Regions from separate parts of the Homo sapiens genome. Here region 1 is linked to region 2. Evidence: read pairs that join two places in POLR2A ChIA-PET (ENCODE). Cell type or tissue: PC-3. All regions are shown on one strand. Region 1 has its middle 2.2 kb from the start of TAGLN3. Region 2 overlaps PHLDB2 (pleckstrin homology like domain family B member 2).

Region 1 (4,000 bases), 110 kb after region 2:
TGGGGTTGAGGTGGGTGGAATTTCAATATACCTTTTTAAGATCCTCTAAATATAGATCTCAAGTACTTCTTAGTTTAGAAACAATCGTGGAGATGTGTAATGGTTGGATGAAAAAAATGTGATGCTTTGGTGTATTTAGAGAATATACCTAGAAAATTGCAGGCAATTTTTTTTAACCAAATGTATCTTTTGGGGAAAATATACATTCCCATTTTGTCTTCCCCTTTTCCTAGGCTTTCAGGGTTTTGCAGGTAAACTTCTACTAAAGAAGAAGCTCAAAAGTCAGTCTCTCAGAATCCTTTCCTTACTCATCCCCATCTCTCTTTTTCAGGAAGTTTGTTGCTGGGTCCTCTGGGCTCTCTTGTGAACAGTACTCTATCCATGCCTTTTTGGTACCACTTGCTGCTTTGAAATTCTCAGTTTATATCCTAGCTTCCTTCTCTCAAAGGATGACCAAGGTCAGAAGCTTTATTTTGACATTGTTTGTCCTCAGACACCTCTGACTATGCTATATCAACCCCTTTACTGGCTCCTCCTCCTTGCCCACCTTATAATGTTAATACTCCTTGAGTTCTGGCCTTGGCAGTCTTCTCTTGCTACTTATTCACCTTGAGGAACATCACCCATGTTCATGGTTTAAACTACTACCTGCTTGCAGGTGACTCAACTACATACCTACAATCTAGACTCTTGAGCTCCAGACCCATAAAACCAACTGCCTAATGAACTGGGATGGACCATGGGCTTCCCAAATGCAGTAAATCCAAACCTTATTATCTTTTCTGCTTTATGTCTCTCCCCACCTATGAGTCCTCTTAAAATAAATGGCGCCACCATTGCTTCTGTTATACAAGTCAAACTTGTGAGTCATTCTGTCTCCTTTTCCTTTACCCAAATCAGATTGATGATCCTCTCTCTCTATGAAAAAGCTCAAACTCTTGCATGATATGTGAGTCCATGAAAGGCTGGTTTAACAAACAAAAACCAGTTGCTGAAAGCCAGTTTAACAACTGGCTTTTGGTGGTGGGGTGGAAGCCCTGATTTGTAGCATTTGCTAACATTCACAGCATAAATATTCCTGCCCTGGCTGGTTTTAAACTACATCATGACATCTCTGAATGCAAAGCTGGAAGAAAATACCCAGTAGCACACCATCACATAGTATTTACACCATATAGAGACAATAAACGCAAATATCCTCAACATAGCTAACAGTAAAATGTAGCAAAAAAATCAGGAAGTGCTTCATTTTTAGTAACTTTTCTTTGTAATATAACTTATTTAAGAGTAAGTTAATATAACCTTATTGCTAAGAATGACTGAGTTTAGCATCTGTCTCTTGAAATTCCTGAAAATTTAACCATGGGCACTTGCAAACACACCATTTTATAATCTGGAGCCTGCCTGACATTCCAGCCTCATTTTTCTTTCTATGTTTCTCTTCTCTTTAACCCTATGTTTTATTAATACTGGAAGATTTTCACCTTAAATACACTTCTTTTGACAGCAACATTCCCTACCCCTCTTGCCTCACTCTATCCACCTGGCAAACACCTACTTGTCTTTCAAGACTTAAAATAATCTCATTTATAAATCTGTCCCCTGATTCCTTAACACCCTCCTCCAGGTATTATTGTACCAACCTGAGTTCTTTGTGCATAATTTTAGCATGACATCTGGCATTTATTGTTTACAAGTTTAACTTCGTTACTAAACCAAATTGTCATGTATCATTTATTTTTGTGTCTCAGCTATACACATAGGCCCTTAAAAAGTTGTTGAGGCCAGGCGCGGTGGCTCACGCCTGTAATCCCAGCTCTTTGGGAGGCTGAGGCGGGCGGATCACGAGGTCAGGAGATTGAGACCATCCTGGCTAACATGGTGAAAACCCCGTCTCTACTAAAAATACAAAAATAAGCTAGTTGTGGTGGCTCATGCCTGTAATCCTCGCTACTTAGGAGGCTGAGGCAGGAGAATCACTTGAACTAGGGAGTCAGAGGTTGCAGTGAGCTGAGATCACACCATTGCGCCCCAGCCTGGCCACAGAGTGAGACTCCGAATCAAAAAAAAAGAAAGAAAAAGTTGTTGAAAACATTAACTATAATACTAGTAGGCACTTAGTAAATGTGGCATTGAGCTGATTTCCACTGTCACCCCTGAGGAGATGAAGCATTTTTTCTCTGAAGACTTCCTCTGGATTTCTGGACACTTCCATGCCCTGCTGTGGCCCCTCTCTTTGCCATTGTATCCTCTCTAGAAGCATGGGCCCAGTCATTCACTTAAAGCACACCAGCTACTCTGTTATAATATGAGGGACTCTTTGGGTACAAAAGATTTGCAAAACACAGTGTTTAAAAAAAGTCAAGCAAATGTACATCTTTAGAATTGTTTCAAGCTTTGCATATCAAACCAACAACTTCCTTAGAGCCATTCCAGCCATGGAAAAAATTATGTGGTTTCTGTTTGGGACTCCGTTCCCTTAGTCTAAGGTTGGAACTAGCCTTATGGCTCCTCCCCAAGATACCAATGATGACTTCCATAATTCTTCTGTCAATTTCCCTGCTCTAAGCTCTTCCCCTAAGCTCCAAGTGTCCCAACACAGTGCTGCTGTCTTTTGAGCTTCTTCAACTGATGATTCCATGCAGCATCAAGACCTGCCTTAGTCAGCCCTTCCCTTGTCTCTTCCTAAACCTACTGCTCTCCTGAATCTCCTAGTTTTCTGTTTTCAGAGGACTGTCTGCCAGGCCTTCAACGACTGACCGCTAAGTCTTTTTCAGGCAAACCACCCACATATCTCCTAAGTAATTAAATTTTCATTAGTCCAGGCATCAGCCGGTAGGAGATTTTTCTCAATACATGTATTATTTGAGGAGTCATTTCCTGCATAGCTTCTAATCAATTTCCCACAGGGACAAAGATCATCATCCCATGTACCCAGAATTGCTTTATTTAATATGCTTGAGTCAATTTATCAATCTGTTTTCAATGCAAGAATTGTATTTTATTCCTCCTCAGTCCAGTAGTTGGCATAAACACTCAGTAAATATCTGTTGAATGAAGAAATGAACCAAACGAAAAAAAATGTGGAATTTTTCTCATGAAAAACACCCAGAGAATTACACAACACCAATGAGACTCAATCTTTACCCACAAATGGCTTACAGTCTAGGAGGACAAACTGCCAAGCCCTTTAGCTGTTATAAAAATGTGGGGCCAACTTAGAGCTAATGGTTTCTCCTGAGTGCTTGTTTGCCCATGAGAAATATTCAGTTACTTCTGACAATATGTCGGTTGTGCCTTCACGGTCCTTACTTCAGATGAAGTCTTTACATTCTATCAAAACCTTTCACTCTAAGAGTTCTTAGTCGTTGAGTTTTGTTTAATTTATAAAACTTGCCGGGCGTGGTGGCTCATGCCTGTAATCCCAGAACTTTGGGAGGCCGAGGCAGTCAGATCACCTGAGGTCAGGAGTTCAAGACCAGCCTGACCAACGTGGCAAAACCCCATCTCCACTAAAAATACAAAAATTAGCCAGGCCTGGTGGCACACACCTGTAATCCTAGCTACCTGGGAGGCTGAGGCAGGAGAATCGCTTGAACCCAGGAGGCAGAGGTTGCAGCCAGCCGAGATTGTGCCACTGCACTCCAGCCTGGGCAACAGAGCGAGACTCTGTCTAAAAATATATAGTAAGAATTATAATAATAATTTATAAAACTTGTTCTTAGTGTCTTTCAGTTAAGAGTAGCATGAAAAAAATACCTCCCTTGAATAAGTCAAACTGAGGCACAACAGTTTCAGGATGGAAGTTTCTGGGTGAAGTTGGGCTGGCAGCTGAACAAGTAAATGATAGCAGCTCTCAGTCCCTCCCCTCCTGTCCTGCCAGACAGTTGTTACCTCAGGGCAGGGGGAAAGTAGCTTGGCTATTCCCGACAGATGGACAGTTGGTAGAACGGACCCTCCCACAGGCCCTCATCCCCTTGTGCAGCTGCTGGCCTCGTAG
Region 2 (4,000 bases):
TATGTTCATCAAGTTTTTCACCTATAGGACAACAAGAGCTAGAGGGGTGGAAGATAAAAATACTAGACATAACCTCTTCCTTAAACTTGTGGCCTAGTTACAGAGACAACCACATTATGAAACCATTACTAACCATATGTGATACTGTTTATATATAGACCAGAGATGTCATAATTAGTGTCTGATGTGCCTAAGGGTTGGAGGACAGTTATAGTGGTTCATGAGTTCAGTGACAATGTTTAAACTGTATTTTCCCTTTGCTGATAATCTAAGAAAATTTTTTTTTATCAGGTAGAATTATAAGCCTTCCCATTTGCAGTAATAGTTTGTAATTCAAAGACATTTTCATTGGCTAAAACTTTAGTGTTTTAAGTTAACATTGTGCAAACCAGGGTTCAAAACATATTTTCTTAAAAATTTTAATGGTGGAAGATAGAATCCTGATCTGTCCCTGGAAGAGTGACTAGGTCCTGATAGTTGTTTCTGCTAGAGGAGAGAATTTGCAAGGATGAGCATAGTGCATTTGGGGTACTAGAAAATTTAAAGGATATAACAGTTTCAGGTTTTTAAATATACCATCCCGACCATGTGTCAATAATTGGTGGAATACCCTTTTCTTTGTTATTACCTACCTCTGATGACTAAAGGAGCTTTAAGTCTTTTTGTTGAGAAGGTAACTCCCAGAGTCCTTGTTTAAAGAACCATCTTCTAACCCTCATGTTATTGATCAGTGTCTAACGTAAACTTTTTTTTCTCTGCCCAAATGTGAATTTTGTTTCCTCAGGACTTTATTTCTGAACAGTTAATGATTCTAGCAGAGACAGCTATAGGAAAGTCCATTGCATTATGCCTTTGGGCATTAGCTAGTCACTAGGGAAGCAGGTGTTCCTCGAAGGGCCAGAACATTAAGGACAAATTGTCTTTTTTAATGTACCAGCCTAATCCTGCACCTTTACTTGGTTAGGGATTTGTTTCGCTCAAATGTCATTGCTGTCCTTTTATTTCTCTTTTGTACATAAGTTATCTCAGGTCAATGATCTTTATTCTCCTTTAATTTGCTGTATGGTTTTAACAGGTTTTTTAGTAAAACTGAGTTTGTGTTTGTTAGTTGCATTAGGTCAGACTGCAAGATTGTTTGTTCAGATGTAGGCCTAACAAGGGATTGTTCTTTTAAAATCTTCTTTAAGGCAAAATTTTCTGTTTTATTTCTTTACAGATTCCAGCAAGATTATGGAAGAGCATAGCTACATACAAAAGGAGCTAGATTTACAAAATGGTAGCTTAGAGGAAGACTCTGTGGTGCATTCTGTTGAGAACGATTCCCAAAACATGATGGAGAGCCTCAGCCCAAAGAAATACTCTTCCAGTCTGAGATTTAAAGCCAATGGAGACTATTCTGGCTCCTATTTAACCCTCTCACAACCTGTGCCTGCAAAGAGAAGCCCTTCTCCTTTGGGAACCAGTGTCAGAAGCAGCCCCTCCTTAGCCAAAATCCAGGGAAGCAAGCAGTTCTCTTATGATGGAACTGACAAAAATATTCCTATGAAACCTCCAACTCCTTTACTCAACACTACATCCTCCCTCAGTGGATATCCACTTGGAAGAGCAGACTTTGATCATTATACTGGCCGGGACAGTGAAAGGGCCTTGAGGCTCTCAGAGAAGCCTCCCTATTCCAAATATAGCTCAAGGCATAAATCGCATGACAATGTCTACTCTCTTGGAGGGCTGGAAGGTCGGAAGGCATCTGGCTCGCTCCTGGCCATGTGGAATGGAAGTTCCCTGAGTGATGCTGGCCCGCCTCCTATCAGCAGATCGGGAGCCGCAAGCATGCCTTCAAGCCCAAAGCAAGCCAGGAAAATGAGCATTCAGGACAGCCTGGCGCTTCAACCCAAGTTAACTAGACACAAGGAGCTTGCATCTGAAAACATCAATTTGAGAACTAGGAAGTACTCCAGCAGCAGCCTGAGTCACATGGGAGCCTACAGCCGATCACTTCCCAGGTTGTACAGAGCCACAGAGAACCAGCTGACACCTCTCAGCTTGCCTCCAAGAAACTCTCTGGGCAATTCCAAACGAACAAAACTTGGGGAAAAGGATCTACCTCATAGCGTAATAGACAATGACAATTACCTTAATTTTTCTTCTTTGAGCTCAGGGGCTTTACCCTATAAAACCTCTGCTTCTGAAGGCAATCCTTATGTAAGTTCTACCCTCAGTGTCCCTGCCAGTCCACGAGTGGCTCGGAAGATGCTTCTGGCCTCCACCTCCTCCTGTGCCTCTGATGACTTTGATCAGGCTTCATATGTGGGGACAAACCCGAGTCATTCACTTCTTGCTGGAGAGTCAGACAGAGTTTTTGCGACCAGGAGGAACTTCTCTTGTGGATCTGTGGAATTTGATGAGGCAGATTTGGAAAGCCTCAGACAGGCCTCAGGAACCCCCCAGCCTGCCCTTCGGGAACGGAAAAGCAGTATTAGCTCCATTTCAGGACGTGATGACCTGATGGATTATCACCGGCGGCAGAGGGAGGAAAGACTCAGGGAGCAGGAAATGGAGCGATTGGTAATCTTCATCTCAACAGTGATTGACCTCACTGTTTCATTAACCAGCATCTACAGGGCAGCCTTGGAGATGGACTCCAGGATATGTGGGAATATAGGATATTCATGTTCACTAGCCACAGCTGCTATCTTTCTCTTCTCTCCTGCTATCCTTCTTCTTCCCATATCACTATTAATAGGCTTGTTTGGCTATCTTGAAGGCCTCCAGGAATTAATGTTAATTTAGTTGCTCTGCGGACTTCTCACAAGTATAAATTCTTTAAAAACATAACAGAGGAGTTGGGAATTTTATGAAATTTCTGAGTCTTACAAACTTCTCTTTAAGACTATGAGGAAATGCTGACTTGTATTATTTATATCATTAAATTTGCTTGTGTATGGTTATGAGAAGTAGTCAGTGAAATCATGACTCACCAAGAATTAGGTAGTAAATTTGTCTTTATAGCAAGTTGTCTAGAAAGTTGGAGTTGCCTCAGTGGTGCTCAGCTTTTCTCCACACTGTTCATACACAACCTTACTATCTTTAGCTCTGATTCTTATCACGTACAGTGATTCCAAACTACACATACTCACAAGATCTATTGAGTTGTCTTTTTCCATTTAAAATGAATTTATACTTATTGTTGAAATATTGAAAATAAGACGGGGAAACATCCCTTGAGAGTCTCACCAATGAATGAGAACAAACAACTGCATTTTTCCTTTCTCTTTTAAGCACAGGTTTTTCTCTTAGAATGAATATCTGTGAGAGATTACTTTGATTCATTTTTGATTCATGATTTCCTTAACAAGAGAAGCTGCAGGATAGTAAAGCTGATTTACAGCAACACAGTAGGATTATCAGTGTTTTAGTCGCTAAAATATTCTAGAATATGATTTTTGAATCACAAAACTGGTTGATACCCTATAGGACAATAAAATTGTAACCCAGGCTTGTCCAACCTGTGGCCTGTGGGCCGCACAAGGCCCACAATGGCTTTGAATGCCACCCAATACAAACTCAAAGTTTCTTAAAACATTATGAGATTTTTTTTGCCTTTTTTTTTTTTAAGCTCATCAGCTATCGTTAGTGTATTTTATGTGTGGCCCAAGACAATTCTTCTCCAGTGTGGCCCAAGATTGGACACCCCTGTTGTAACCTTTGGATTATAATGGACAGAAACCATTTGCATCCATCCAGAAGGAAATACGTTTGACATTTTAGAGCAGTAATCATTTGCATCACTCATAGTTTTTGATAAGTTGATGTCTGTTCTTACAGAGTTTTCAAATACCCTAACTGACAATAGTGAATGAAAACAAATGTGCATACCCTTAGAGAATTTAGACAGTCTTTGAGTGGGTCAGTTATACAGTACTCAGTATGACTTTCCTCTTTATTACCATAAATAATCTCTGCAGACTGTTCATGGTCACAAAATGGCATTGTGTTTGGG

Evidence for each region. ChIA-PET counts read pairs that join two places held together with the same protein. Peaks named below come from ENCODE experiments on the same cell type or tissue, not always from the same donor. Only the 100,000 strongest peaks of a DNase experiment are listed, where the experiment ranks them.
Region 1: POLR2A ChIA-PET joins it to region 2 with 5 read pairs; 3 of 35 experiments call an interaction of 5 or more read pairs at or near these places.

The regions. Positions count from the first base shown.
Region 1 is chr3:111,994,760-111,998,759 of GRCh38, forward strand. No RefSeq gene overlaps it. Among named protein-coding and RNA genes, the nearest start is that of TAGLN3, 2.2 kb to the right of the region's middle. In PC-3, no CTCF peak of the experiment used is centred here; no DNase peak of the experiment used is centred here; H3K4me3 peaks cover 157 bases.
Region 2 is chr3:111,882,848-111,886,847 of GRCh38, forward strand. PHLDB2 (pleckstrin homology like domain family B member 2) reads left to right here. Exons shown (of 18, transcript NM_001134438.2): 2 at 1,217-2,565. The coding sequence starts at 1,231. Among named protein-coding and RNA genes, the nearest start is that of PHLDB2, 26 kb to the left of the region's middle. In PC-3, no CTCF peak of the experiment used is centred here; no DNase peak of the experiment used is centred here.